Regions from separate parts of the Mus musculus genome. Here region 2 is linked to region 1. Evidence: chromatin loops called from intact Hi-C (ENCODE). Cell type or tissue: heart. All regions are shown on one strand. Links, peaks and the distances in the headings refer to the core of each region. The heading gives the core; the rest is flanking DNA. Region 1 overlaps Fam13c (family with sequence similarity 13, member C). Region 2 has its middle 26 kb from the start of Gm33704.

The links. Hi-C counts contacts between places; a loop is a spot of excess contacts. Peaks named below come from ENCODE experiments on the same cell type or tissue, not always from the same donor. Only the 100,000 strongest peaks of a DNase experiment are listed, where the experiment ranks them.
Region 2: it touches region 1 in a loop (4-fold over the local background); 3 of 42 quality-filtered maps call a loop at or near these places.

Annotation. Positions count from the first base shown.
Region 1 is chr10:70,501,938-70,512,683 of GRCm38, forward strand. All of the region lies in intron 5 of Fam13c (family with sequence similarity 13, member C), which reads left to right. It also overlaps the pseudogene Gm29783. Among named protein-coding and RNA genes, the nearest start is that of Fam13c, 66 kb to the left of the region's middle. In heart, for the core only: CTCF peaks have their summits at 4,758 (motif pointing left) and 6,124 (motif pointing right); no DNase peak of the experiment used is centred there.
Region 2 is chr10:70,313,525-70,324,270 of GRCm38, forward strand. No RefSeq gene overlaps it. Among named protein-coding and RNA genes, the nearest start is that of Gm33704, 26 kb to the left of the region's middle. In heart, for the core only: a CTCF peak has its summit at 5,328 (motif pointing right); no DNase peak of the experiment used is centred there.

The sequences.
Region 1 (10,746 bases), core at 1,723-9,722:
TTAATTGGGGCTGGCTTGCAGATTTAGAACACTCATCATAATAGGAAGCATGGTGGCATCCATGCAGACATGGTGCTGGAGAAAGCTGAGAGTTCTGCATCATGATCAGAAGGCAGTAAGGAGAGACTGGCATCCTTGGGCAGCTAGGAGGAAGCTCTCTTCTATAATGGGTGGAGCCTGAGCATAGGAGGAGACCTCCAAAGCCCACCCCACAATGACACACTTCCTCCAATAAGGCTTCACCTAACAGTGCCACTCTCAATGGGCCAAGCTTATTCAAACCACCACAATGGGAAAACAGAACCATGTTATATGAATGACATAGATGCTTATTTATCAGTTATTCAATGGTCTCATGGGTGGGCACCAAGTTATAAGATGAGGGTTGGGAGTGACTGAAGGTCTGAAATGTCCTTTTGTTGCAAGCTGCCATTTTATTTGGTAACTCTATGGTCATTTACATAACTGTCCTCTAAAGCAGTAGTCTGATACCCCTTTGGAATGTAACTGATCCTTTTATGGGGGTCATCAAAGACCAGAAAAAAACATATATTTACATTACAATTCATAGTAGCAAAATTACAGTTATGAAGTAGCAATGAAAATAATTTTATGGTTGGGGTCACCACAACATGAGGAACTTGATTAGGGTTATAGTGTAAGGAAGGTTGAGAACCACTGCTCTAGAAGAAAACAGTCGCTTAAAAATTGTTCACTGTCACAGATTTCTCTGCTCATTTTATTTTTTTCCCTCATAGATGTCATGAAGATGTTGTTTGTTTAATAGTGAGGTGTCAGATAGGCTTGCTTCTGAATTTGCCTTTATCTAGTATGTCAAAACACCAGAGAGGCTGTCCGCTACGACATGAACAGCTCTTAAAGAAAGCTCCGTTTTAGATCCTTCTTATGTTTCTAGCCAAGAACCTACTTAGTTTGGGTCTTAGTTGACTTCGTCAGGCATCCTAGCCATGTGTTTACACTTCTCTGGTTGCTTTGAAATTAGTTTGACTTCACAAAATTAGACGGGAGATTTCCACATTTGTGTGTAGTGTCCAATTTCATGTTCAACAGAGGACCGTAGAGAAGATGCTGAAAGTAGTAATACTGGGTTCAGTCCCAAGTTGTGTGGTATTTTGATGGGGGTTCTACCCACCAGGAACAATGTATTCATTACTTTAATATTCCTGTTAATAATACTCTGATGAAAAGGCACCTTAAGGGAAAGGGGGTTTATTTTGGATCACTGTACCAGAAGCGTCCCAGTCCATAGTGGGGAAGACATGTAGCAGGGACAGGAAATTGACTGGTCATGTGCACACCACAGAGGAGAGAGAGAACCAGAAGTGAGGCGACCTCGTGGCTCCTACCTAGTGACCTGTTTCCTCCAGTGAGGTTCCACCTCCTCCAGGTTCCACAGTCTGTGCCAACAGCACTACCAGTTGGAGATCAAATGCTCAAACCCCTGAATCTGGGGGAAAGTTCACTGCCAAACAACAGAACCCCATTGTAAATTTCCAAACTGGTGTAGGTGATAAGATATAGACGACAAACTATGAGCATGAAACCAATACTCATTGATCTCCTGATAGCAATAGAAAGCTTCACGGAGTCTTAGTGATGATTTGTTCAAAGGGGATATGCTTTTAAGTGTTTACAAATGATCAAAGCGAAGGGTTGGTCCTTCCTTTACATAGTACAATTGCGGACTACCTGTTGAGTTCTGTTTGTCCTAGTAATTCAACGTCAGCCTCAGCGTTACATACCTTGTTTCTCCAGTGTAAAGATAACTGAATACTTAAAATTTCTTAAAAGAGGAGCAGTTGAACATGTGAGTGCTGTCTCTAGTCTCAGTGTGTGTCTACACTTGTGTCTCTGGGAGGAGGGCCTATGTCCTTATCAGCATCTAGAATGTATGAGAGAGATATTTTGATATCAGACCATAAAGACCTCAAGAAGGTAAGAGTTACCTCTTAGCATCCTTTGGTGATTGGCTCCAAGACCCCCACCTCACCCCCAGTTATAAAATCCATGCATTACTAACTCCTTATGTAAAATGGTGTGGTATTAATGAGCAGTCTAATCACACCTCCCTACGTACTTTATTACATCTCTATAGCTTATTACCAACTCAACATACAGTCTGAGTAACTAATTATTATACTGCATTGCTAAAGAATACAAATTTTGTGTACATTAAGTACAGAGAATTTAAAAGTAATTGTTGACCTGTGGTGGATTAAATTCATGGGTGCAGAAATTCACAGATTTGGAGGACTGGCTTTATCGTTTGATTGAGATGACTTCTTCAAAAGTGCTTTAATGCTAAGAAAAAAAACCCATGAAAGCCTTTGATGACACTCCAGTGTTGGCTGAGAAGTGTTCTTTCTGTTAGGAAAGGCAGCCACATTTTTCAATTTAAGTGAAAACCCAGCCTATCGTATTGGATCTGAGTTCAGGTAATGAAGAATATTTTGAAGTATCTGAGGTTTTTTTTTTTTTTTTTTTTTTTTTTTGACACGGTTTCTTTGTGTATCTCTGATTGCCCTGGAACTCACTCTGTAGACCAGGCTGGTCTCGAACTCAGAAATCTGCCTATCTTTGCCTCTAGAGTGCTGGGTTCTAAAGGCGTGTGCCACCATGCTCAGCTCAGTTTTCTCTCCTTTTCCCTTTCTTTCTTCCTTTCTTTCTAGATTGGTTTTCTTATTTATTTTTAAAGATTTATTTTATTATTTATATGAGTATAGGTGTCTTCAGACACACCAGAAGAGGGCATCAGATCCCATTACAGATAGTTGTGAGCTACCATGTGGTTGCTGGGATTTGAACTCAGGACCTCTGAAAGAGCAGTCAGTGCTCTTAACCACTGAGCTATCTCTCCAACCCTATTTGTTTGTTTATTTATTTGCCAGTCAGTCTTGCGCTTTATTGTTGTCGCCGCCTCAGGCCTTGACTGCATACTTGCGACATGGGTACAGCCACTCCTTCCGCTGCTGCTTCTTGGTCTTCAGCTTCTCCTCGTGCTTGGTGAGCTGGCAGTGGCGCATGGCTCTAGTCTTCTTGGGTCGCAGGTCCAGGGCCTGGTCTTCTTGCCCTTGTAGAATTTCCTGAGGTTTTCTTTTGGAGTCTGGTTAAAGGCAGTGAGGACTTGGGCGATGGATTTGCGTACGACTCATATCTTGGGGAGCTTGGACAAGGCGCTGCCTGTCACATTGGCAACTCGAAGCTGGGACAGTTCCACCTTCAGACGGCCCAGTTGTTTCAACAGCTCCTCCTCCTCCTTGCCGAGTAGGCCTCAGTCTTAATCTTAGCCATTGCTGCGTTGTTCACGGCTGAGGCTGCCTGATTTGGGAGAGCTATTTATTTATTTTTTATTAATCATTCCATTCGTTTACACCTCAAATGATATCCCACTTCCCAGTTTCCCCCTCCACAAGCCTCCCCATCCCACAACCACCCTCTCCTCCCTCCCCTTTGCCTCTATGAGTGTGCTCCCCCACTGACCCACCCACCACCCTCTCCTACCCCACCCTTCCAGCATCCCCCTGTGCTGGGGCATCAAACCTCCACAGGACCAAGGGCCTCCCCTTCCATTGATGTCAGACAAGGCCATTCTCTGCTACCTATGTAACTGGAGCCATGGATCCCTCCCTGTACACTCTGTGCTTGGTGGCCTAGTCCCTGGGAGCACTGGGTGGTCCAGCCAGCTGATGTTCTTCTTCCTATAAGGTTGCAATCCCCATCATCCCCTCCAGTCCTTCTGCCCCACTAGGGTCCCTGTCAGCTCAGTTTTCTATTACTATTATGGTGTAATGCATCACCCAGTCCTTAATGGCTTCAAACATCCATTTATTAGCCCATGGTTATATAAAGCAGCTGGAGTCTCTCTGCTCAGGGTCTCATGAAAGAGACATTAAGGCTTCAGCCAGGCTGAGTTTTCATCTGGAATAGCGGCCGTGGGCAAACTCCTTCCGGTTGTTGCTTTAACCCAGGGTCTTGTACAGGACTGTCATCTCTGCCTCTTTGCTGGTTGGCAGCGGGGGTCATAGCATTCAGTTTCCAAGTCTGCCACACTCTGCTTGTGTGACTGGCTCTCCCTTCAAGCCAGCTATATTGCTTGCAATCTGCCCGTGCTTCTGATGCCTTCTGCCACCAGCTGGAAGATGCTCTGCTTTTAAGGATTTTACTTGATTTGGCCAGGCACACCCAAATAATGGCTGTATCTTTTGGCAGCTGAGTTAGAATTCAATTACCTCTTGGGAGGAAAAAAAAAAAGCCCTTCATAGCAGCACATAGATTAGTATGTGAATAACCAAGGTATGGAAACCCTAGGGGGCATCTTTAGGGTCCTGCCTGCCACATAATGGAGTTAAGTCTTCTAAAACTAGAAAAGTTCTACAAAGCCTTCCCCTTGAGTCTCAGTCATGACTGGGGGCATTTGTCCTTCCTAAACTGTTTGCGATGCCCTTGGTGCTTGGAAGGAGCTGGTTGGCCAGAAGAGGCCCACATTTCCCCCTTTGACACTGGGAATGCTGGTCTGGAGTGGATAGATAATTGGATGTTGCGTCTTTGGAAGCATGTGCTTCAAGGTAATTTTCCTCTTGGCTGCATCACGGCAGGATGCCACTGGACGGTTTTTTTCTGGTTTGGTTTTGAGTTGGGATAAAGTGACCTTGCTCCCCTACCCACTGGTTCTTCTTCCTCAGCTGGAGCAGTGTCCTGTGAGTCATTTAATTTTAGCCACCCTTTGTTGTCAGTGTCAGCGGGGACCTCTTGTGGCCGGCGTTGTCATGGTGTGAGTTTTAATTCTCATTCCCAGGTGAGTGAAGCAGACAACCAAGGAGCTGGACTGCTTTTAGAGCTGGTAGATTCCGCCCAGCACCCTCCCTCCTTCCATCAGAGGCCACTCTCCAGCCTGGCTGCTTATTTCTAGGAGAACCAGGTCTGTCCTCACCTCCAAGGGAATCCTAAATGGAGCTGTACATAAAGGAAGAAATCACGCCAATGCCAGCAGGTGCTCACATTAGCTTGGAGAAGCAGGCTGACTCACCTCGTTTGCTTCCTCCTTATCAGCTGTCCCCACGGGTTCCCCTATTTTTTGCTCTGGCGTGCCGTCTCCATTCTTTTCCTTCGTATCCCCTTTGTATTCATTCCACTTCCAGCTACTAACTCCCGCCCCCTCATTCCACTTCCGGTTACTAATTTTCATCCCCCTCCCCCCATTCCACTTCCTGTTACTTATTCTCTACACCCCCACCTCGATCGCACGTCCCCCTCCGTTTTCATGAGAATCCAGAGAGGCTGTTGGGTTCCATAACTGTTAGGGGCCAGCCGGGTGTTGCAGTTTTTGCTGCTTTCTGACAAAAGGATAAATGCAGAAACCACGTGCGTCGTGGGCTTTCCACGAAGGTAACAACATCTATGAGTAGCTCTTTCCTTTTAATGTGAATGTGTATGCATGCCTATGGGTCCTAAGGCCAAATTTCGACTGGGAGCTTTGCCTGTTGGGACTTTTTTCCCCCTGCTAAGGAAATAATTAGGTATTTCAGTAGTATTTGTGGAGAAGCACTTGTGTGTCCCAATCCAGGACTGTTATGATAGATAGCGGAGCACTGTCAACCCAATATCCTAGAAGTTCACAGACCAGTGTCCTAGAGCTTAGCTGTCCTCGCGTGGATGCATCGCGTGTCTCTTTGCATATTAGGCAATTACGGCCCTTCTTAGGGCCATAAAGGTCAAGCTTCAGGGCAGGAAGAGATGTTAAGTTTTATGATTTTCCAACAAAATATTAGTATTTGGGAAAATAGCCAATGCTTTCTAGTGTGATCCGTCATCCTTAACGAGGCAGGAGCCTCACTTATTTCGTAGGACGTCCAGCAGGAGAGTTACTGGTTTCCAATATTCAGCAATATCTAGAAAGTGGGTTAAAGTAGTGTCCTCAGAAATAAGAGTGGACTGGGGGCAGGCAGAGAGAGAGAGAGAGAGAGTTGCCCCAGTGGCACAAAATGGACCATATAAGGGATCAGTGGGTTTTCTGTAGTGTCCCTTTCCTATTGAGTTTAGTTATCTGTAGTGGTTTAGTTCATTTTTACTTATGTAACTGGACCTGTGTCTGCCATCTGTGTGCAATACCTCTTGCGGCCAGAAGGGGTCTCCCTAGCTCTCTGGAGCTGGAGTTTTCGGAAGTTAAAAGCTTTCTCGGCTGGTGCTGAGAATTTCACCTGGGTCCTTTGCCAGAGCAGCATGCCATCTCTCTAGCTCACTGAGGTTAGGTTTTAGAAGGATTTTTTTAAAGACTGATACAAATTGCTGCAGGAATGGCCACAAGAAGTAACCATATGGGCAATACTATAGAGTCCAACAACCGAGAGTCCAATCCCATGAGAGACAACTAATGTAGACAAGGTGGTGTGGATTTATCATAACACCCTCCTTCTTCTCCTCCTCCTCCTCCTCCTCCTCCTCCTCCTCCTCCTCCTCCTCCTTCTTCTTCTTCTTCTTCTTCTTCAAGATTTATTTATTATTATACATAAGTACACTGTAGCTGACTTCAGATGCACCAGGAGAGGGAGTCAGATCTCATTATGGGTGGTTGGGAGCTACCATGTGGTTGCTGGGATTTAAACTCAGGACCTTTGGAAGAGCAGTCAGTGCTCTTACCTGCTGAGCCATCTCTCCAGCCCCAACAGCCTGCTTCTTAGCAAGTCCCTTAGGAAGTGCACTCCGTAGGCTACACATGTTGTGTTTAAGGAAGAAAAAAAAAAAAGCCTTACCTAGAAAACCTCTGACTCAGAATATGAGATTATGAAGGACTGTTTCCTGTCCTATAATTTGCTTGTTAATTCAGTGAGGTAAGGGCAACAAGAGTCTCCCCGTGAGATGTGATAATCTGGGCTCCCCACTCCCAGGAAGAAATCCTTTGGCTGAAAGGAAGAGCTAGCTGTTCTGTTTCTGTGTGCTGCAGCTGTGTCATTTCTGGTTTTTAAAAAGTACGGACAGGATGCAATCAAGAGCTGGATACCTTGGTCAGCACTCTGGCTCCTTGATTCGAGTAGCTGCTGCTTAGTTCTGCCAGCAAGAAAGCAAGAGAAGCCTGTTTGCATCCTATATAGAGGGACGCTGGACTGTGTGAACTGAGGCGTGGCCTGACGCAAAGCATGCTGGGTTATAAGCATACTGTCCCCAGGGAGGCTAGTGACAGCCCAGTGCCTCTACAGGGAGAGAGAATTTGGGCTTCTCCTTGAAGCAGCAATTCCCTTTCATGGGGGTTACCTACGGCCATTAGAAAACACACATTTGGCTGGGAGACTATTAATGACTGCTTCTATTTCTTTAGGGGATATAGGACTGTTGAGATCATTAACCTGATCTTGATTTAGCTTTGGTACCTGGTATCTTTCTAGAAACTTGTCCATTTCATCCAGGTTTTCCAGTTTTGTTGAGTATAGCCTTTTGTAGAAGGATCTGATGGTGTTTTGGATTTCTTCAGGATCTGTTGTTATGTCTCCCTTTTCATTTCTGATTTTGTTAATTAGGATGCTTTCCCTGTGCCCTCTAGTGAGTCTGGCTAAGGGTTTATCTACCTTGTTGATTTTCTCAAAGAACCAGCTCCTTGATTGGTTGATTCTTTGAATAGTTCTTCTTGTTTCCACTTGGTTGATTTCACCCCTGAGTTTGATTATTTCCTGCCTTCTACTCCTCTTGGGTGAATTTGCTTCCTTTTCTTCTAGACATTTTAGGTGTGTTGTCAAGCTGCTAATGTGTGCTCTCTCTAGTTTCTTTTTGGAGGCACTCAGAGCTATGAGTTTTCCTCTTAGGAATGCTTTCATTGTGTCCCATAAGTTTGGGAATGCTGTGGCTTCATTTTCATTAAACTCCAAAAAGTCCTTAATTTCTTTCTTTATTCCTTCCTTGACCAAGGTATCATTGAGAAGAGTGTTGTTCAGTTTCCACGTGAATGTTGGCTTTCTATTATTTATTTTGTTATTGAAGATCAGCCTTAGTCCATGGTGATCTGATAGGATGCATGGGACAATTTCAATATTTTTGTATATGTTGAGGCTTGTTTTGTGACCAATTATGTGATCAATTTTAGAGAAGGTACCATGAGGTGCTGAGAAGAAGGTATATCCTTTTGTTTTAGGATAAAATGTTCTGTAGATATCTGTTAAGTCCATTTGTTTCATCACTTCTGTTAGTTTCACTGTGTCCCTGTTTAGTTTCTGTTTCCATGATCTGTCCATTGGTGAAAGTGCTAATAGTCTCCCAGCCAAAAAAAGCCCAGGACCAGATGGCTTTAGTGCAGAGTTCTATCAGACCTTCAAAGAAGACCTAATTCAAGTTCTTCACAAACTATTCCACAAAATAGAAACGGAAGGTACTCTACCCAACTCATTCTATGAAGCCACAATTACTCTGATACCTAAACCACAAAAAGACCCAACAAAGATAGAGAACTTCAGACCAATTTCCCTTATGAATATCGATGCAAAAATCCTCAATAAAGTTCTTGCTAACCGAATCCAAGAACACATTACAGCAATCATCCATCCTGACCAAGTAGGTTTCATCCCAGCGATGCAGGGATGGTTCAATATATGGAAATCCATCAATGTAATCCAGTATATAAACAAACTCAAAGACAAAAACCACATGATCATCTCGTTAGATGCTGAGAAAGCATTTGACAAAATCCAACACCCATTCATGATAAAAGTCTTGGAAAGATCAGGAATTCAAGGCCCATACCTAAATATGATAAAAGCAATCTACAGCAAAACAATAGCCAACATCAAAGTAAATGGTGAGAAGCTGGAAGCAATCCCACTAAAATCAGGGACTAGACAAGGCTGTCCACTCTCGCCCTACCTATTCAACATTGTACTTGAAGTCCTAGCCAGAGCAATTAGACAACAAAAGGAGATCAAGGGGATACAAATTGGAAAGGAAGAAGTCAAAATATCACTTTTTGCAGATGATATGATAGTATATATAAGTGACCCTAAAAATTCCACCAGAGAACTCCTAAGCCTGATAAACAGCTTCAATGAAGTAGCTGGATATAAAATTAACTCAAACAAGTCAATGGCCTTTCTGTACACAAAGGATAAACAGGCTGAGAAAGAAATTAGGGAAACAACACCCTTCTCAATAGTCACAAATAATATAAAATACCTTGGCGTAACTCTTAACTAAGGAAGTGAAAGATCTGTATGATAAGAACTTCAAGTCTCTAAAGAAAGAAATTAAAGAAGATCTCAGAAGATGGAAAGATCTCCCATGTTCATGGATTGGCAGGATCAACATTGTAAAAATGGGTATCTTGCCAAAAGCAATCTACAGATTCAATGCAATCCCCATCAAAATTCACACTCAATTCTTCAACAAATTAGAAAGGGCAATCGGCAGATTCATCTGGAATAACAAAAAACCGAGGATAGCAAAAACTCTTCTCAAGGATAAAAGAACCTCTGGTGGAATCACCATGCTGGACCTAAAACTGTACTACAGAGCAATTGTGATCAAAACTGCATGGTACTGGTATAGTGACAGACAAGTAGACCAATGGAACAGAATTGAAGACCCAGAGATAAATCCACACAACTATGGTCACTTGATCTTTGACAAGGGAGCTAAAACCATCCAGTGGAAAAAAGACAGCATTTTCAACAAATGGTGCTGGCACAACTGGCGGTTATCATGTAGAAGAATGCAAATTGATCCATTCCTATCTCCTTGTACTAAGGTCAAATCTAAGTGGATTAAGGAACTCCACATAAAACCAGAGACACTGAAACTTATAGAGGAGAAAGTAGGGAAAAGCCTCGAAGATATGGGTACAGGGGAAAAATTCCTGAATAGAACAGCAATGGCTTGTGCTGTAAGATCAAGAATCGATAAATGGGACCTCATAAAATTGCAAAGCTTCTGCAAAGCAAAAGACACTGTCAATAAGACAAAAAGGCCACCAACAGATTGGGAAAGGATCTTTACCTATCCCAAATCGGATAGGGGACTAATATCCAATATATATAAAGAACTCAAGAAGGTGGACTCCAGAAAATCAAATAACCCCATTAAAAAATGGGGCTCAGAGATGAACAAAGAATTCTCACCTGAGGAATACCAAATGGCAGAGAAGCACCTGAAAAAATGTTCAACATCCTTAATCATCAGGGAAATGCAAATCAAAACAACCCTGAGATTCCACTTCACTCCAGTCAGAATGGCTAAGATCAAAAACTCAGGTGACAGCAGATGCTGGCGAGGATGTGGAGAAAGGGGAACACTCCTCCATTGTTGGTGGGATTGCAAGCTTGTACAACCACTCTGGAAATCAGTCTGGCGGTTCCTCAGAAAATTGGACATAGTACTACCGGAGGATCCAGCAATACCTCTCCTGGGCATATATCCAGAAGATGTCCTAACCGGTAAGAAGAACACATGCTCCACTATGTTCATAGCAGCCTTGTTTATAATAGCCAGAAGCTGGAAAGAACCCAGATGCCCCTCAACAGAGGAATGAATACAGAAAATGTGGTACATTTACACAATGGAATACTACTCAGCTATTAAAAAAATGAATTTATGAAATTCCTAGGCAAATGGATGGACCTGGAGGGCATCATCCTGAGTGAAGTAACCCAATCACAAAGGAACTCGCACAATATGTACTCACTGATAGTGGATATTAGCCCAGAAACTTAGGATACCCAAGATATAATATACAACTTGCCAAACGCATGAAAT
Region 2 (10,746 bases), core at 836-8,835, 190 kb before region 1:
CTCCCTCACTCTAGAACCTTTGATGATACCCTAGTCCTAGCAGACATGACAGCAGCCCACTAGCTCCCATTGCTGCAAACTGCTCCTCTTTCAGAAGTGTATGCTCCTGCCTCTGGAGCCTCCTTCGCTAGCATTGTGCCCTCTGGGCAGTGGTTCCCATATCTGTCCCATGTTGCCCCCTCTTCCTGCCTTTCTCTTCCCTCTGGAGAGGGAAGATGGTGTCCAGACCTCTTGGCCCTGCCAGCATCTGGTGTCCTAGACGCCTTGCCAACATTTGTTGTTGATCATGGGTGGGTTCTCCAAGCTCTTGGTATGATTAGATTTTGAATTGATTTCAGGTTTATTACAGCAACAAAACAAAAATTGCTCCCTACCTTGGGAAGCCGAGTTATGATCCGGAGGAGTAATTCCCAAAGGAATCCTGAGAGGAGTCCTTTCCTGGCTCCCTGAGGTTTTGAGTAAAATATATACCCAGTCTCCGAAGGCTGCTAACACCAAGCTGCTCACTACCCCATGCTTCCAGCAGATCACCAAACACTAAATATGTATTTTTAAGTTCCTTCATCGATTCTGGGTTTCTCCTTTCTATCAGCTGCAGAGGACACAGGGTTTAATGTGCCCTTCTGCCCGCTCTCCCCGATTTTTATGGATAAACACTGGGAAGGAGCTGGCAGGGATGGCTTTCTACACTCATCAAAGGCGTGTTATTAAAAGTTAATGGGTTTCCCTCACCAGGTTTGGGACTAATGTAGCAATAAATTGAACGAAGATGGCTCAGGCGATCTGTGTCACAAGAGACCAGCGGACAAGAACCAGAGGACTTCTGATTTTCTTGGGGGTGGGGTTGGGGGGACAGGAACCCAGTAAGGCTTGGTGTCCGTTTTTAACCCATGAATCCAGGAGATGTGAGTTTGCCTTCTGGGTCAAGACGCCCTGAGCTAGAGTTGTCTGCTTGCAGTCTCTCTCATTGATGTTTCCTGGTTTGGGGGCCAGAGCCCTCTTGTGAATGCTGAGATTCCTGGGTGCCCGTGGAGGCTATGGAGAAGGCAAAGAGTTCCTGCAGCCTTGGCGGGTGTGTGTGTGTGTGTGTGTGTGTGTGTGTGTGTGTGTGTGTGTACGTGTGTACGCAGAGTCCTTGAGGAGGGTGATAATGCCAGCCCATCACTTGCTGTCTTGGCTTCATTGTGGATCTATTCTGTCTCAGGACCCTCTCCTGGGATCAATAGTGTCCCAATCACAGGTTAAGGACCACCTAAATGGTACCCACTGAATAGGTAAAAATTAATTAAAAACTGTCAGTGTGTCTTTCTGTCTGTCCATACATCCATTTCCTTCCCACTTTCTTCCCTGTAAGCTTCAGGTTCTACAGCGAAGGGGCATACTGGAAATCTTTTTGTTGGGTGCGAACAATAAATTGGTATTAATGATACTGCCGAAGGACGTGAAAGGACAGGGTAAAATTCTATCAGAGGACACTTTGGATGACTATCTCCAAGTTCTTCTAACGCAGATACAAAAAGAAAACGGACTTCCTCCTGCAGCGTCCTGCAAAATGACAAATTGACAACGAAAGGCCGTGAGTGTGGGACCTGGAGCGGATCGGGTGTCCCGATGTTGTGCTGGGTTAGTGGACTGTCTTGTCTCAACAACTTCAGGGCGCCCTGTGTTCTCAGCAAGGATGGGAGGAGAGAGAACCATTTCTAGAATGTTTTCAAGTGAGGCTCGGTTGGATCTGCAGAGGGTCAGGTGTCAGGGGTCAGGCTGCTGAGCTGCTACCTGCTGCCTGCGGTTCTTAGGATAGACTAAGGCAGGCAAGTTGCTGAGCCAAGCAAGGGCGAGTTTGGGACTGATGAAAAGGACGTGGAGGGGGCAGGGGAAGGAGATAGGTGATTGACCTGTATGCAATTTGTGCCTCTTGTGTCAAATAATCACATCCAATTTATAGCTGCTGATATTTTGTCCCCAGACTTCAGGCCAGCGTTGCCTCCTTCACATCTGTTAACCAGTCCTAAAGGGGGTCAGATTGTCAGCTTACCAGCGAGGCGAGCTCTTTAGACAGAGCAACTGTGGACAGGCGCCCCTTTAAATCTTGTGGGTTGGAGGGGAACCTCCCAGGCAGTTACCAGGGGCGTGACTTGTTAGTGTATGGGCAGGTAGGTAGTGGCGTCAGCTGCCAGGGATCAAACTGGGTATGGGATGTGAAGGGTGTGAGACAGTAACTCCTGAAGGCAGCTCAGAAAAGCCAAGGTAGAGGAGCCCAGCCAGAAAGATCACCCTCCCTACTGTCCCCTAAGGAGGAATGATAGTCCAAACAGGCACAGTATGTTCTCTGCGGGCCCTGGCGGCACACATCTTCAAGTTTTATGAGAACATTCTGGCACTTCCAATAATATTAAAAATGTACTGCCCACACCTCCCTCGGATGAGAATATTCTTTTAGAAGCAGAACTAGATATCACTTCATGCTTCCTGCGCATCTTCCTGTCTGGAGCCATGGCGGCCAACGCCCTTTCTCCTTTCGCAGAGTTTGTCCCTGGCTCCTGAGGTGGATGCCCAGTGTGCTCAGTGAACCCTGAATCTGGATATGGCCTTCTGCCTTGCTTTTGTGCATTGCTGGGTGTAGTCTATCCTGTGTGCCAGACAATTGTGTTTAAACTAGGTTGTCCCGAGAAAGTCCTGGGAAAGGGTTGCTCTGTTAATATTTAGCATGTGCTTATTGACATTTATTTACATGTTTTTCTGAAGTCAAAACAACCTTCCTTGAATCATTAATTGTTACATTCACATAGAAAAGTACACTGAATCTGAAGTAAGTTTGTCTACAGCATCAGACTCTTTCAGGTCCTCAGCACCCAAATTCAGTAGACAAGGTCTGCACAGGTCGGCTGGAAAGATCGGCTTCCTGGCCTCTTGCCGTCTGTCCCTCCATTCCTTCCTCTTCCTTCCTCTTCCCTTATAGACCCCTTCCAGCTCATAGGTCTCTTGAAGCTCGTAATTCTTCCATCTACAGTAAGGAACAGGTGGAGCCTCTGGTGGCCACTGAAACGCGACTACCGTTTTAAGAATTCTTACGTTGTATGTGTATGGCATGTATATGTATGTATGCAACCGCATGTGTGTCCTAGCTTTAGAGAATCCTTCAGTTTTGTTTTTTGTTTTTTGTTTTTTTCACATGGTGGAAGGTGAAAGTCAAGGAAGTGGGCTGGCTTCGTTATCAAGCCATTTTATAATGGTATTGTATGAAATAAAGAGGTAAACCTTGCACAGGAAAAATTGGGATGGAGAACGAGGTGCTATAGGCTCCTGAGAGTCCTCCAAGAGTCCTGATCCGCTGTACACAGCATTTGACCTAAGATAGCTTCTGGAACACAGGGTGTGGGGGTGGGGTGGGGGTGGGGTTGGGGACAGCAAAAAGGAATGGAGACCAGGGCGATGGTTACCCTCCCCATCTTCCCGGAAGTCCCACCCCCTTGCTCCTTCTGAGTTACCTCATCAGCAGGGCTTTCATTGGAGCATGGTGACTGTATGGTGAGATTCGATTGGCTGAAGATTTAAGGGCTTGGGATTGACTCCAACACTGTATATAAGCTTATGTGCTGCGCAGTTAACTCAGATCTGCACCCTGTTGCTGGTCTCCGTAATCAGATTTCCGGGATCTGTCATGTGATTCTGTCACCTCTAGCTCCACCCCTGTCCTCAGGCCTGTTCCCACATGGTATTAATCCATCGACAATTCAAACATCTCCCAAAGATTTCCACGCTACTGCAGAGGGATTACATTTCCAGCGTTTGAATTTAGGGGAGCACCATTCTCACCCAGAAGCCTCCGCATAGCTCCCCATCCCAAATACTTCCCCGAGCCAATCTGTTCCCCAAATCAGAGAGACACTCATTTTAAACTGAGGAGGCACACGCCAATCTGAAATATCAACGGCAGAAAGCACCTTGCTGGTACTGGTGATGTCTGGGGTCAGAGTCTGGATCCTGCCGGGCCTAAGGAGGTCATAGCTATGCGGGTGGCACCTGAATGGCTGTTCTCAACACTGACAGAAGATAGGCCCAGGCCGTGACAGGGTAGGTGAGGTCACCGCTGTGGCTAGGAGTGTAAAGAAGGCTCTCCTCCCTTGTCATTGGCCTCGATTCAGGCACAAGTTACCACTTAATATCCGAATGGCTGTTGAGATGGTAATGAGGATCTTGTGGTTTTCTAAATGAAAAACCATGATGTGATGCATTTCCTCTTGAGAACATTAATCTGAAAATCAAGCCCTAGTTAATTTAAACCGAGTTAAGTACAAGGAGCAATTTTTAAAAAAAATCGCAGCAAAGGGCACTTTTCTATGGGTGCAAGCGCAGCTACAGAGCCCGTCATTTATTCCCTAGGAAACCAGGGGTGGTTGGCAAGAGGTCTGGTGCAAACGAATATTTTCAAGTGATTATAAAATAACCCAGATAGAAAGAGACAAGAGGATATTTTAATAGGAATGTTGATAATAGGCCAGACCAGAACTGCGGTTTTAAGATGATTGGAGAACTGGGGGGGGGGGGGGGATGAGAGGTGGGGGGGGGGCTCAAAGGCCGGGAAGTCTGCCCTTGTTGGTACTCTGCCTTCCTTTGTGCTCCCTGTGCCCATGGCTTAGCAACAGACTCAGTCTCCCTACCTGTCATCCTCTACTTCAAAGCCTTAGTCTCAGAGGATGGAAATTCTGTGGTTCCTCGGGGATTCCCCCAGGCTGCATTTCCTCAACCTCCATTGCTCCGAGTCTGAGCTATCCTGCATCTTGCATGATTTCCAGCACCGGGGCACTGAAATCCCATCAGCCACAACGGTAAGTCAACACATCCAGGAGGCCAAGAGGTGATGGAGAGGCACCTCGGGAAGAGTTTGGACCTTCAGGGATTCTTTCATGTCTTCTATCTGCCTTTTCAGCACCTAGTCTCAAAGTCTAAACCAGAAAAAAAATTTTGAGTCAAATTACAAAACTCTCTTTATAGTTCTTTGGTAAAAATGTCTAGGGCAGATGACTGCACTTCTCTGTCTCCTACCCCCAGACTATTCAGATCACCTCCATCTAAGCTAAAAATGACAACTCTCATTCACGTGCTTTGATCATGAGACCTGCTTTGGTGGTGGGCAGAGGGCCTTGTGGGATATTGAGGTGAAGGCAGCCACCCCCTGGTTAGCCAGCTCTATTGTATCAGACTCATCAGAGATGATGACGGCAATAGACTGCTTGATCTCTTCAGAGCCCTGCGGGTTTTGTTACCTCCTGTCACAGCTCTCTCACTTCTGGGGAACACAGAATGTAAAATTACATTTTCTGCCACTAGGGGTCAGTGTTGTGTTCCTGATTGCTGCTGTGGTCTTGTAGCAATGACCACAGTGATAAAAATCAAAGGCTTGAGCCCAGTCTGTCTGCTTCTCTCTCCATTTGGTAGCTGCAAACTCACTTGTATAGAACTTGCTGTCCAATCCGTTATCACTCTCCCTTGAACCCATTCTGAACCTTTCCTTCCTCATAAATGCATTGGGGAAGTGACAAGCACCCGCCCCTTAGAATCCACACAATGGGGACTGGGGCATTGCTGTGAAGGAGCCAGACAGTGTTTATCTCCAGTGATTTCTCCTCATCATGACCAGCAAAGCCCACTGAAACTTTATATTACAACTAATTATTTTACATAGAAGAAGATAAAAACCAGGGGTTACTCTCCTTGGCTGTACATAAGAGTCTCCTGGGAAGACCGAAGAAAATCTTGCCTCTCGGGCCTTAGCAAAAAAAAAAAAAAAAAAAAAAAAAAAAAAGAGAGAGAGAGAGCGATGAGAGGTGGGGGCTTCATATGTGAGCACTTCTTAAACTTTTTGAGTTAAAGCCAGCTTCAAACACCAGTTGAGCTGCCAGTATCAAATAAACACTTGAACTGTTGGGCTCTATATTAAAGAACGATTCTAGAAGGAAGGAAGGCTAAAGTGAGCCACCAATCAGAAGATTAGTATTCTTGTTCCTTGTTGGAGGAAGTATGTCACTGGAGGTGGTGGTCTTTGAGAGTGTAAAGGACTCGTGCCATTTTGAATTTATCATCTTCGCTTCGTGCTTGTGGTTCAAGATGTGAGCCTTCTTCAGCTTTCTGACCCCACCTCCGTGATTTCACTCTGCCATTGCAGGCTCTAACCTGATAGAACTGTAAGCCCAAATAAACTCCTTCTATACATTACCTTTGTCATAGTGTTTTGTCACAGCGATAGCGAATTAGCTAATACCCCATGGATGCAGAATGACAGAAAGGTGGAGGGTGGACTCAGCGTTTAAACAGTGGACCATAAGGTCTTCTGGTCAGGCATGGGGTGAGCCCATGCCTCTCACCTTACAATTAAATGCATCCCAGGCCCTGGGCATTGTATAGAAGATAAACAGAGCAGTCTCTGAAGTGTAGGGAGAAGAAGGTGGAACTGTAAGGGTCTAACCCTTATGTATCGTTAAAGCCATGACATTATGAATAACTCATATTGTAAAGCCTTCTAATAACCAAGACCTTATTCCTGTAAAACAAGGTTGGGAGAAGGAACCAAAATGTGCCATTACATTGAAAAAAAATGCAAACAGGGCACAAGGAAGGAAAGGCAAAATGAGCCATAAATCAGAGGATTTGTATTCTAGTTCCTTCTATTCTGGTGATCAATGTGACTTTGAACAAGGCGCATCCCAATTTAGGTGTTCTTTCCCTGTTAATGCTAAGGGACAACGGTCATGAAATAAAATGCTTACTTAACAATGGATAACTAGGGGGCTGGAGAGATGGCTCAGAGGTTAAGAGCACTGACTGCTTTTCCGAAGGTCCTGAGTTCAAATCCCAGCAACCACATGGTGGCTCACAACCATCCCTAATGAGATCTGACGCCCTCTTCTGGTATGTCGGAAGTCAGCTACAGTGTACTTATTTGTAATAATAAATAAATCTTTAAAAAATGGCTATTTATTATTAGGTTTACTTCCTTCTCACTTGGCTGAAGATAATGAGGTCCCCCTTGCCCTCCACAGGAAGGGCATTGGAAGAAGATGAATGTCAGCCAGCCTGGATTTCTTCCTCTTCCCCATGTTAAAGAGATGTCTCTCCTTTGGAGCATCAGTGTTCACTGCAAGTACTTGGTGCTAATAAAGCAGGCCACTTGAATGGAGCCAGGACCCCAGCCCCTCACCCTTCTGGCGGGGAAGTGTTGAGGTAAGCCCTTATCTTCCATCATGAGCCCGGCTTCACACGCTGAAATACAAAAGATATGAAATATAAATATGAAAGATAAAAATAGGACAGATAAAAGATGGAAGGCATGTATGGAGTCTCCTAACACCTGAAGCATTGAGATGCCGATGAAGAATCATTTTATACCAGGAAGAAGATGGTCCCCAGTGAGGCAGGAGGTGCCTGAAGCCCAGAGTATTGTGCCTACAGCCAACAGTGCTGGGCAGGACAGATGGCTCAGTGCTTATGAGTTCATACTGCTGAGGCAGAGGACCCGAGTTCAGGTCTCAGCAGCCACATTGGCTACCTTGTAATTCCAGCTTTATGGGATCCAACAACCTCTCCTGGCCTCTACAGAAGAAACTGACATATCAATTCAGTGAGCTTGCAGGGCCCCAAAGCAAGATTATGGTATATTTATCAATTAGGTAATTTAATAAACAGTGAGTATTTAGTGTCGATATAAATTTACCCAGAGGGAAACGTGCATCATAAAACCAAATCTCTTTTCTGATATGCAGCATGTCTTTGTTGTTGTTGTTTTTGAGACAGGGTCTCAGTATATAGTCCTGGCTGTCCTGGAATTTGCTATGTAGATCAGGCTATCCTCAAACTCAAAGAGAGATCTGACTGCCTCTGCCTTCTGAGTGCCAGAATTAAAAGTATGTGCCATACCAATCCTGATTTTCATTGCCTTTAAAATGTTTTCCATACAATATATTTAGATCATAGTCTTTCCCCTCTCCCAGCTCCCCCAGATCCTCCCTGTCTACCTAACTTTGTATTCTTTCTCTCTCTCTCTTAAACACACACAGAGGAAAAGAATCAATGGTGTAGTGTCTTAGTTAAGGTTTTACTGCTGTGAGCAGACACCATGACCAAGGCAACTCTTATAAAAAAACAACATAAAGACAACATTTAATTGGGGCTGGCTTACAGGTTCAGATGTTCAGTCCATTATCATCAAGGCAGGAGCATGGCAGCATTCAGACAAGCATGGTGCAGGAGGAGCTGAGAATTCTACATCTTGTTCCAAAGGCAAACAGGAGCAGACTGGCTTCCAGGCAGCTAGGATGAGGGTCTTAAAGCCCAAGCCCACAGTAGCACTCCTACTCCAACAAGGCCACACCTACTCAATAAGGCCACACCTCCTAATAGTGCCACTTCCCATGGGCTAAGCATATTCAAACCACCACAGGTGCCAACGTTCATATATATATGGGACCCTGGAAGGAAGGACCTGTAAAGCAAGTATCTTAAAACATTTCTGAAAACCATTTCTTCCCAGTGATTTTGATGCTCACAGGTGCCTGTAAAGATCCCCACCTCTGCCAGTTTTCAAGATCAGACAGCTGGTTGGCAAGGTGCTTGTTTCTTAAATGCTAAAGGTTCCTAAGGGGGTCTGAGCCTGCTTGGTTTTGAAAACACCCTCTGTGTGTCCAACTTATTTAGTACCAGTTTCACCAAAAGCAAAACAGGCCAAATCAGGACCCAAGAGATATTTAACTTCATTTGTCTCTGTAGCTGTAGTTTGGAGGCAGGAAGAGGCACACCTCAGCATAGCTACATTGTATCCTAGATCCAATATAGCTGTTTTTGATGAGGGACTGACTTTAGCTTCCCTTCTCTATCTCTTTGTGCTCCTGGACCTGCCCTTCTTCTGCTCATTTCCCTACTTTGTGTTGGCTTAGTGCAGTGGTTCTCAACCTTCTCTGTGATGCGACCCTTTAGTATAATTTCTAATATTGTGGTGACCCCAAACTATAAAATTATTCTTGTTGCTATTTCATAACTGTAATTTTGCTACTGTTAGGAATCACAATGTAAAGATCTGATATGCAGGACCCTGTTAGGCAACCCCCTATGAAAGGGTAGTTTGATACCCCCCAAGGGCATCTAGATCCATAGGTTGAGAACCATTGGTTTAGGGGGAACCATGATAGGTAAGTCACCAACTTCCATGGAAATGGGTTGCAGATGGAGGGGAGACAGCACTCATCACTTCTCAGGGATAACCTTGTGTCTTGTTAGGGTTTTACTGCTGTGATTAGACACCATGACCATGGCAAGTCTTATAAAAGACAACGTTTAATTGGGGCTGCCTTACAGGTTCAGAGGTTCAGTCCATTATCAAGGCAGGAGCATGGCAGCATCCAGGCAGGCATGGTGCAGGCAGAGCTGAGAGTTCTACATCTTCATCTGAAGGCTGCTAGCAGAATACTCACTTCTAGACAGCTAACTAAGACTAGGGTCTTAAAACCCACATCTACAGTGATACACCAACTTCAACAAGGCCACACCTCCTAGTAGTGCCATTCCTTGGCCCACGCATATACAAACCATCACATCTTGGTATGGGAATCCCAACATAACAAACCTGGAAGTTTTCCTGGTCTCCCCTCTCAATACCCTGTGTCTGCCAGAAATCTAGGTCTATTCACATTTTTCCTTCACATATCCCAAACTGCCACAAGAAAATGGTCAGAGAGCTGCAGGGTGGGTCAGCACACCCAGATGTTACTGAGGCATGAGCCGTGTGAACAGAAGACAGCTGCCTTTGGCCTTACTCCTCTCTAAGAGAACAAATCGAAGTTCTGGAGCAGAGAGCAAATCACAGTCTTCTACCCAGAGGCTTACAGAACCCTGGAAAGGCTCTGACCTTGGGGACCAAGAAAAATACTGGCTCTATGCCTTATAAATGTCCCCTCCCTGATAGGGGCGGGGCAAAGTCATTATTCTCTGTCTTCTCAGAAGTACCTGAAGATGGAAAGCATTCTTCATGCCGAACTTGACCTGTAAATCAGAGCAAGGTCACCCCAAACAATTGTTAGATAACTTGTGTTCTCAGTTTCTAGATCTTCTGCCTGGCTGGATTCCTGTGGTCTTCATTTCTGGTGTGTGTGTGTGTGTGTGTGTGTGTGTGTGTGTGTGTGTGATGACTCTCTTGTGCTCAGGTTTAACTGATGCTTAAACAAAAGCACAATACCTCTTTTTTAAAAATATAAAGATTTATTTATTTTATGTATATGAGTACACTGTAGCTATACAGATTGTTGAGCCATTACGTGGTTGCTGGGAATTGAACATAGGACCTCTGCTTGCTCCAGCCCCGCTCGCTCTAGCTCAAAGATTTATTTATTATTATTATATGTAAGTACACTGTAGCTGTCTTTAGACACACCAGAAGAGGGCATCAGATCTCATTATGGATGGTTGTGAGCCACCATGTGGTTTCTGGGATTTAATCTCAGAACTTTGGGAAGAGCAATCAGTGCTTTTAACCACTGAGCACAATTCCTCTTAAGTTCAAAATCATCTGGACAATGTAATGTTCTCCGAAGGCCACGTGATTGTCCCTAAAGGCAGCTGAGGGTCAGATGCATGAGGGTCTCCACCAGCTTCTACTAGGTAAGTACAGATATATCTGATTGCTGATGTAATCATACAGGTGTCGTTTTTAGCAGAACGTATACTATGTCTGCAAACAGGAGCAAATGAAGTTTAGGA